Regions from separate parts of the Homo sapiens genome. Here region 1 is linked to region 2. A link is an interaction called in ENCODE POLR2A ChIA-PET data of the cell type or tissue named here. Cell type or tissue: OCI-LY7. All regions are shown on one strand. Each heading gives the region's core, and the rest is flanking DNA. Links, peaks and the distances in the headings are about the cores only.

Region 1 (3,148 bases), core at 179-2,678, 360 kb after region 2:
AAGGAATTAAAGAAGTTTCTTACTTAAAGAATAAAGTTACACTTAGAAACAAGATGGGATATAAAGCACACAGATATAGAGCTTTCATAGCATTAAATGCGGCCTATTCAGCTTGGTTGAAGGATAGGATGTTCTCTAGTCAGTTAAATACAGTAAATTCCAAATGATAAACAAAAAAGGAATGTGAAATCCTTCAGTTTCATCTATACCTTGCAGTTATTTCAATCATCACTATTTTAAAATATGTTAAGTATAGATCTCCTATCACATACTATGGCTAACAAAATAATAGAACTATAACTTTGTATTTAAAATTGAATCATATCTCTGCTATAAAATGTATAAATATAGAATTTTACTACTTATAAAGCTTACAATGAACTCATTCAACAAATTAAACATCTACTATTTACAGTCCAAGCTCAACAAAAAAGTAGCTATTGAATACCCTTTTCTCAGCATAGCAGTGGAATTATTTGGATTGAGTTCATAAGACTTCTTTGTGTCGGCAACAGCAACTACGTAGAAACAGATGGGTTTTTCGTCAGTTATTTACAGATCCTAGCAAATACACAAAGAATATGAATCAGTTTTAGATTTCTAAGTTTTCGAGTTGATAGAAACACCAAACGGTTTTAAATTAGGAAAAGCTAATCCAAGACAGAATTCAAATAAATAATACTCTTGTACCTTCCTTTTGGCTTAACATTTAGCTTCATTCTTAAAGCTCTTCAGTCAATGAATAAAGCTGTGTCACAAAATTCATCTCCTTTTCTCATTAGCATAATCTATATAATTTGGCCGGGTGCAGTGGCTCACACCTGTAATCCCAGCATTTTGGGAGGCCGAGGAGGGTGGATCACCTGTGGTCAGGAGTTTGAGACCAGCCTGGCCAACATGGTGAAACTCCGTCTCTGCTAAAAATACAAAATTAGCCAGGCATGGTGGCACGTGCCTGTGGTCCCAGCTACCTGGGAGGCTGAGGCAGGAGAATCCCTTGAACCTGGGAGGCGAAGGCTGCAGTGAGCTGAGATCAAGCCACTGCACTCCAGCCTAGGCAACAAGAGCGAAACTCCGTCTAAAAAAAAAAGATATTCAGTTTTTCCCTATCCAGATTCTTCATCAGAATAACTTTTTAAAGTTACACAATACAGAAATACATTACTTTTTAATATAGATAGGGTCTTGCTATGTTGTCCAGGCTGGACTCGAACTCTTGGGCTCATGTGATCCTCCAGCTTTGGTCTCCCAAAGTGCTGGGATTACAGGCATAAGCCACCATGCCTGGCCACATTCGTTTTTATAAAAAATACAAAGAAGAGCATTTCATTTTAATACTCTGTCAAATAGTAAATATGATACTATTCTTTATCAGCCTACCCAATAACTATGAATGAAATCTATATACATTCTCCACCCACTGAAGGAAAATGAGACATCCATAAAATTTAATAGGTGTTGCTCAACATGTCTGTCACACTTGAGATACTGTACCTTGTATGAAAGACCAATTTAAAAATCCTCAAAGACAACCTTTATTTTATTTGACTAATTTGTCATGGGTAAAATGTATAAGTAACTTATTAAAAAGGGACAATATACTTTGGAAGAAAAATTACCATAGTAACTCCCAAGAAGAATGTGACAATAAGCTCTTTGACAATAATATTGTGCATCATCTGGTTTCTGTTCCAAAGCCTTAGTCAGCTCCTACAAAAACAAACATGTGGAGTGTCAGTAACAGTTTGTAAAAAGCCATGAAATTCTAATTAAAACAATTTTTAATCAAATAACTTATTATCAGAAACTATTTGGAGGAAAGATAACAGGGATGTAATCTTGGAGTTTTTCCTCATAAGAAAATCTCCCCTTCTCCTGCCCCTCCTCCCAAAAGTAGACAATCTAACATAGTATCTCTGTACTGTAAAGCATTTAGTTCCTGGCCTATAGAACTCAATAAATGGTCATTATTATCATCTCACATATTCTGAAGAGTTTAACTGATATACATTGACTATTACAGATTTTCTCCTTCTAATTTGGAGAAGATTCAAACTCCATATAGAATTTGAGATTCCTAGAAAATGTGAAGCTGTCCAAAAAAAAAAAGACTAAAAGTTAAATCTAGAGCTCAGGGAGGTTAAGACAATCAATACATACACCATCAAGCTTACCTGGCCCTCTCTTATCCTCTATCAATAGCACACAACTCTAATAAAATGCAATTAAACATTCTGTTCAAAGCCCAGATACAATCTCATAGATGGCTATGGCAACTGATCAAGAGTTAACATTAGAGAGATTAAGACTTTTTTACCCTGTGCAGTCACAACATATAGGTGTGGTAGCTGGAAAAATAATGATGTAAGAGATTACACAATTAGGGAGATCAAGGGCAAGTACAGGAACACTTTTATTTTCTGCCAGCTGCCTACAAACTCTGGGGATTTGGTAGTTTTCTTAAATGGTAAAATTATTTCAATAGCCGCATGTGTCACTGACTTAGCTTTAACCTAGTTTAATTCTCACAAAGCAATGAATACAGATGCCCCTCAACTCACATGGGGTTACAGTCAATCAACAGAAAGTGTGGCTCAAACTAAGAGAGCAAAGAAGCTGTAAGATGCTACTTCAAGGGCCTCACTTTGTACCTTGCAGGCTGTTACAAGGAATTTGGACCTTAGGTGTGATGGAAACCCATGGAAAGGTCATTGTTAGTAGGAGAGAGACATGGTCCAATTTACTTTTTAAAAATGTCATTCTGGTTGCTGTATGGTGAATACATTATAACAAATCAGCACTGGAAACAGAGACTTCTTAGGAAACTACTACATTAAATCTAGGCTAGAAAAGGCTGTTAGCCACAGAGGTGATGAAGAGAAATACAATAAGCTGGAATATATTAGAACCAGCAAGACTTGCTAATGGGTGAACGTGTGGGATAAGAGAAACTGAAGATCACTCCATGGTTTGGGGCTTATTTAGATCTCTACCTGGCATGCAGTAAGCAGTCAATGGATGATTTTTCTCCTTGCAGACTTTCTTCAACCTTTTCCCCAATCTCTACTTTGACTGCATCTCCTTTGCCACAAAATATAAAAATATTTGCCTCTCTAGTCTTAATCTTCTCAAAGCCACTAGTAACCCC
Region 2 (3,148 bases), core at 200-2,699:
GAATAGCATCCACCCTAATCAACCTCTCTCCTCTCAGGAGCTCGATGAGTCGTCGCGTCCAGGTGAGTCTCCCTCAGGTGCATCATGTGCCTAATCCAAAGGCCCTGCAACGAACTTCCCTAGGAGCCCAGTTCAGCCAGGGGCCTACTTAGGTACACGACAGGAGGAATGGCAAACAGTTTCTCAAACTGACCTCTCAGCTGTTCATTTGTCAAAATACAGTTTCACATTACTGCTTTTCCCATTTTGATTCACAGAAATGAGAGACCAGGCAAGTTACAGAGGATGAGCCTCTTAAAATAAGTCCTATGAATACATATTAGTCGTGTTTGAGGCAGAGCTCTGCGCTGGTAATGGAAAGAAATCCATGATCCAGGAAATAGAAAAATGCAGCTTGTCAAATAATATGAATAGTCTGACATAATTTTTTTTTCTTTTCTTTTTTTTTTTGAGACGGAGTCTCGCTCTGTTGCCCAGGCTGGAGTGCAGTGGTGCCATCTCGGCTCACTGCAACCTCCGCCTCCCGGGTTCAGGCGATTCTCCTGCCTCAGCCTCCCAAGTAGCTGGGACTACAGGCACACGCCACCACACCCAGCTAATTTTTGTATTTTTAGTAGAGACAGGGTTTCACCATGTTAGCCAGGATGGTCTCAATCTCCCGACCTCGTGATCCGCCCACCTTGGCCTACCTAAATGCTGGGATTACAGGCATGAGCCACCACGCCCAGCCTAGTCCGACATAATGTAGGTAAAAAGTACCTATATTTATGCTTAACGATACATAGACATATTCCAAAAGGATACTACAGAATTAACACTGGGTACCTTTTTGGGGACCGGGAGTTGGGGGGGTGCTTCAAATCTTTTACTTTTTACCTCATACTCGTTTACACGATTTGAATCTCTAGCCATAGCATGTATCACTTTTATAATAAAAATAAAGCTTTAAAATTGTCATTTTAGGAAAATAAAAAGGGTTGTAAAAGGGGATATACTAGTAATTTATGTCATGCCTCCAGCTGTGGAGAAATAACCCTGGCTTAGGCCGGCTTCCCTGGAAGCAGAGTCTGAGATGAAGCTCTGGGATAAGGGATGTGTTGAGGGTGTGGCCTTGGGAGAAACGAACTAGGGTAAGGGAGGAAGCACTGGGGAAAGGGAAGCGCTGGGAAAGGATGTGGCTTTCCACGAAGCCCTGCTTTCACCTGATCCCGCGGGCAGCTCTGGTGCATAAATGCCTCAAGTTTGACCTGCCCTGAAACAAGGGAGTTGGGCTTTTCCTCCCTCTTCCCCGACTCAGCCCTTAGCTATGGCTGTCGGTGGGGTGAACTGGGAGCGGGGAGAACTCTCAGGCTCCAGCTGGCTCCAGTCAACCAAGGCGGCCCCCACAAAAGGGTGCAGGTGTGCGCCATTAGCGCCAGCACCTGCTGCTGGGGGCGGGAGGGGACGCTGGGCTGCCAGAAGGGATCCCAGGGGAATCTGGGCTTCAACCCCTTTCCCCAGTGACTTGGGAATCGAACCCAAACTGGCTTCCTTATAAACAAATGTATAAACTGTAAATTGATGTAGGAAATGTTTTTCTTTTCTGTTTTCTTTTTGATGGCTATGGGAAGGTACAGGCTACAGGACATTGTATTAAATAGCAGCTTAAATACTCAAAAAAAGATATAAAGAGTAAAAAACATCAGTTTGCAAGAGTCCGATCAGACAGCAAGACTTTTGCAGTGGTGGGAAAATCACTGGAAGGCTGGAGAAGAGGATGTGCCAGCCTGCTCTCAGGAAGCAGGCGGCGAGGGTTCTGATCTGGCTACTGTTAGTGGTCAAGAAGACTTTTTTATTTTTTTCACTTCCTTGGCAATGTATATCTCACCACTGATTATATCTCCCTTCCGGCATTGAGAAGTTGAGGAAATTCAAAGACAGATTTGAACCCAGGACTAGATAACCCAGAGAATAAGGCCAAAGAAAGGCAGGGGTGGCTCTAGGAGGCTGTATTCTAAGGCCTACAATTCTCTGGGCTGCCTTGACATCTCTGAGCCTCACAGAGGCCCAAGGGCTTAACTGTGAGTTCCTCTGTGAGTTCCCCTGCCCTCACCAGGCATGCCCCTGACCCAGCAGGCAAGGTCTCCCACCTGACCAGTACCCTGTCAGTCACCACCACTCACCCAGCCACCAACCTAATGGGTTTCCCCTCACTGCCCGTCTGTGAAATTACTCAAGCAAGACAGGAAACTCCTCCCATGGGAACACAGGGTTACCTGGTCCTCTTGCTACTACAAGGCATGACCCCCACGGCCCCTGCCGGTCCACTCTGTTCCCAAGTGCAAGCCCCATGTGGCCCTGCATAACATGCTGTGTCCTCCTCCCCCAGGCAGTGAGTCTAGTGACTAATAAGCTGCTGTCCATCACATCTGTCCAGTGGGGGAAGGGTTGCATTTGGGCTTCTCCCACTATTTAGGACAGGGACCCCTCCCTCACCAATAGGGTAAGTAGGAAGTAATCAGAACAGAGGGACGTTTTGAGTCACAAGCCTTTTTGGGAACATGCTGTATGTGCAAACTCTTAATACCAGCAGCAAGTCCCAGTTGCTTTTCCTTTGCCTATGAAGCAGAGCTTACTTCTCTGAACAATGCAGTAAGTTTTAAAAGCTGACCAGTATAACAAAGGAAGTGTCTTAGAGAAAACAACAGGGCTGGGTGAGGTGGCTAATGCCTGTAATCTGCGCACTTTGGGAGGCTGAGGCAAGAGGACTGCTTGAGGCTAGGAGTTTGAGACCAGCCTGGGCAACATAGTGAGACCCCCATCTCTTAAAAAAAAAACCCCACAAAAAACAAAAAACCAACCAACCAAAAAAACCTGACTGGGCACGGTGGCATGCCTATAGTCCCAGCTACTCAAGAAGCTGAGGTAAGAAAATTACCCCAGTCCAGGAGTTCAAGGCTGCAGTGGGCTTTGATTGTACCACTGGACTCCAGCCTGAGTGACAGAGCAAGACCCCATCTCTTAAAAAAGAGAGAGAGAAAACAACAGATGTATTTGGAAACACTCTTCTCTTATTTCTCTTCTGCTTGCAATGGCAAAATGCTGTCTCCTGGGATATCCAAGATAACGTAGCTGCTGTGATGCTAGGCTAACCTGAAAAGTGAACTAC

What was found. ChIA-PET counts read pairs that join two places held together with the same protein. Peaks named below come from ENCODE experiments on the same cell type or tissue, not always from the same donor. Only the 100,000 strongest peaks of a DNase experiment are listed, where the experiment ranks them.
Region 1: POLR2A ChIA-PET joins it to region 2 with 8 read pairs; 3 of 35 experiments call an interaction of 5 or more read pairs at or near these places.

The regions. Positions count from the first base shown.
Region 1 is chr13:52,169,539-52,172,686 of GRCh38, forward strand. It overlaps the pseudogene MRPS31P5. Among named protein-coding and RNA genes, the nearest start is that of NEK3, 12 kb to the left of the region's middle. In OCI-LY7, for the core only: no CTCF peak of the experiment used is centred there; no DNase peak of the experiment used is centred there.
Region 2 is chr13:51,809,881-51,813,028 of GRCh38, forward strand. The region is part of intron 1 of LOC107984561 (a long non-coding RNA gene); the gene reads left to right. Among named protein-coding and RNA genes, the nearest start is that of DHRS12, 7.3 kb to the left of the region's middle. In OCI-LY7, for the core only: no CTCF peak of the experiment used is centred there; DNase peaks (open chromatin) are centred at 1,421, 2,141 and 2,541; H3K4me3 peaks cover 1,647 bases; H3K27ac peaks cover 1,816 bases.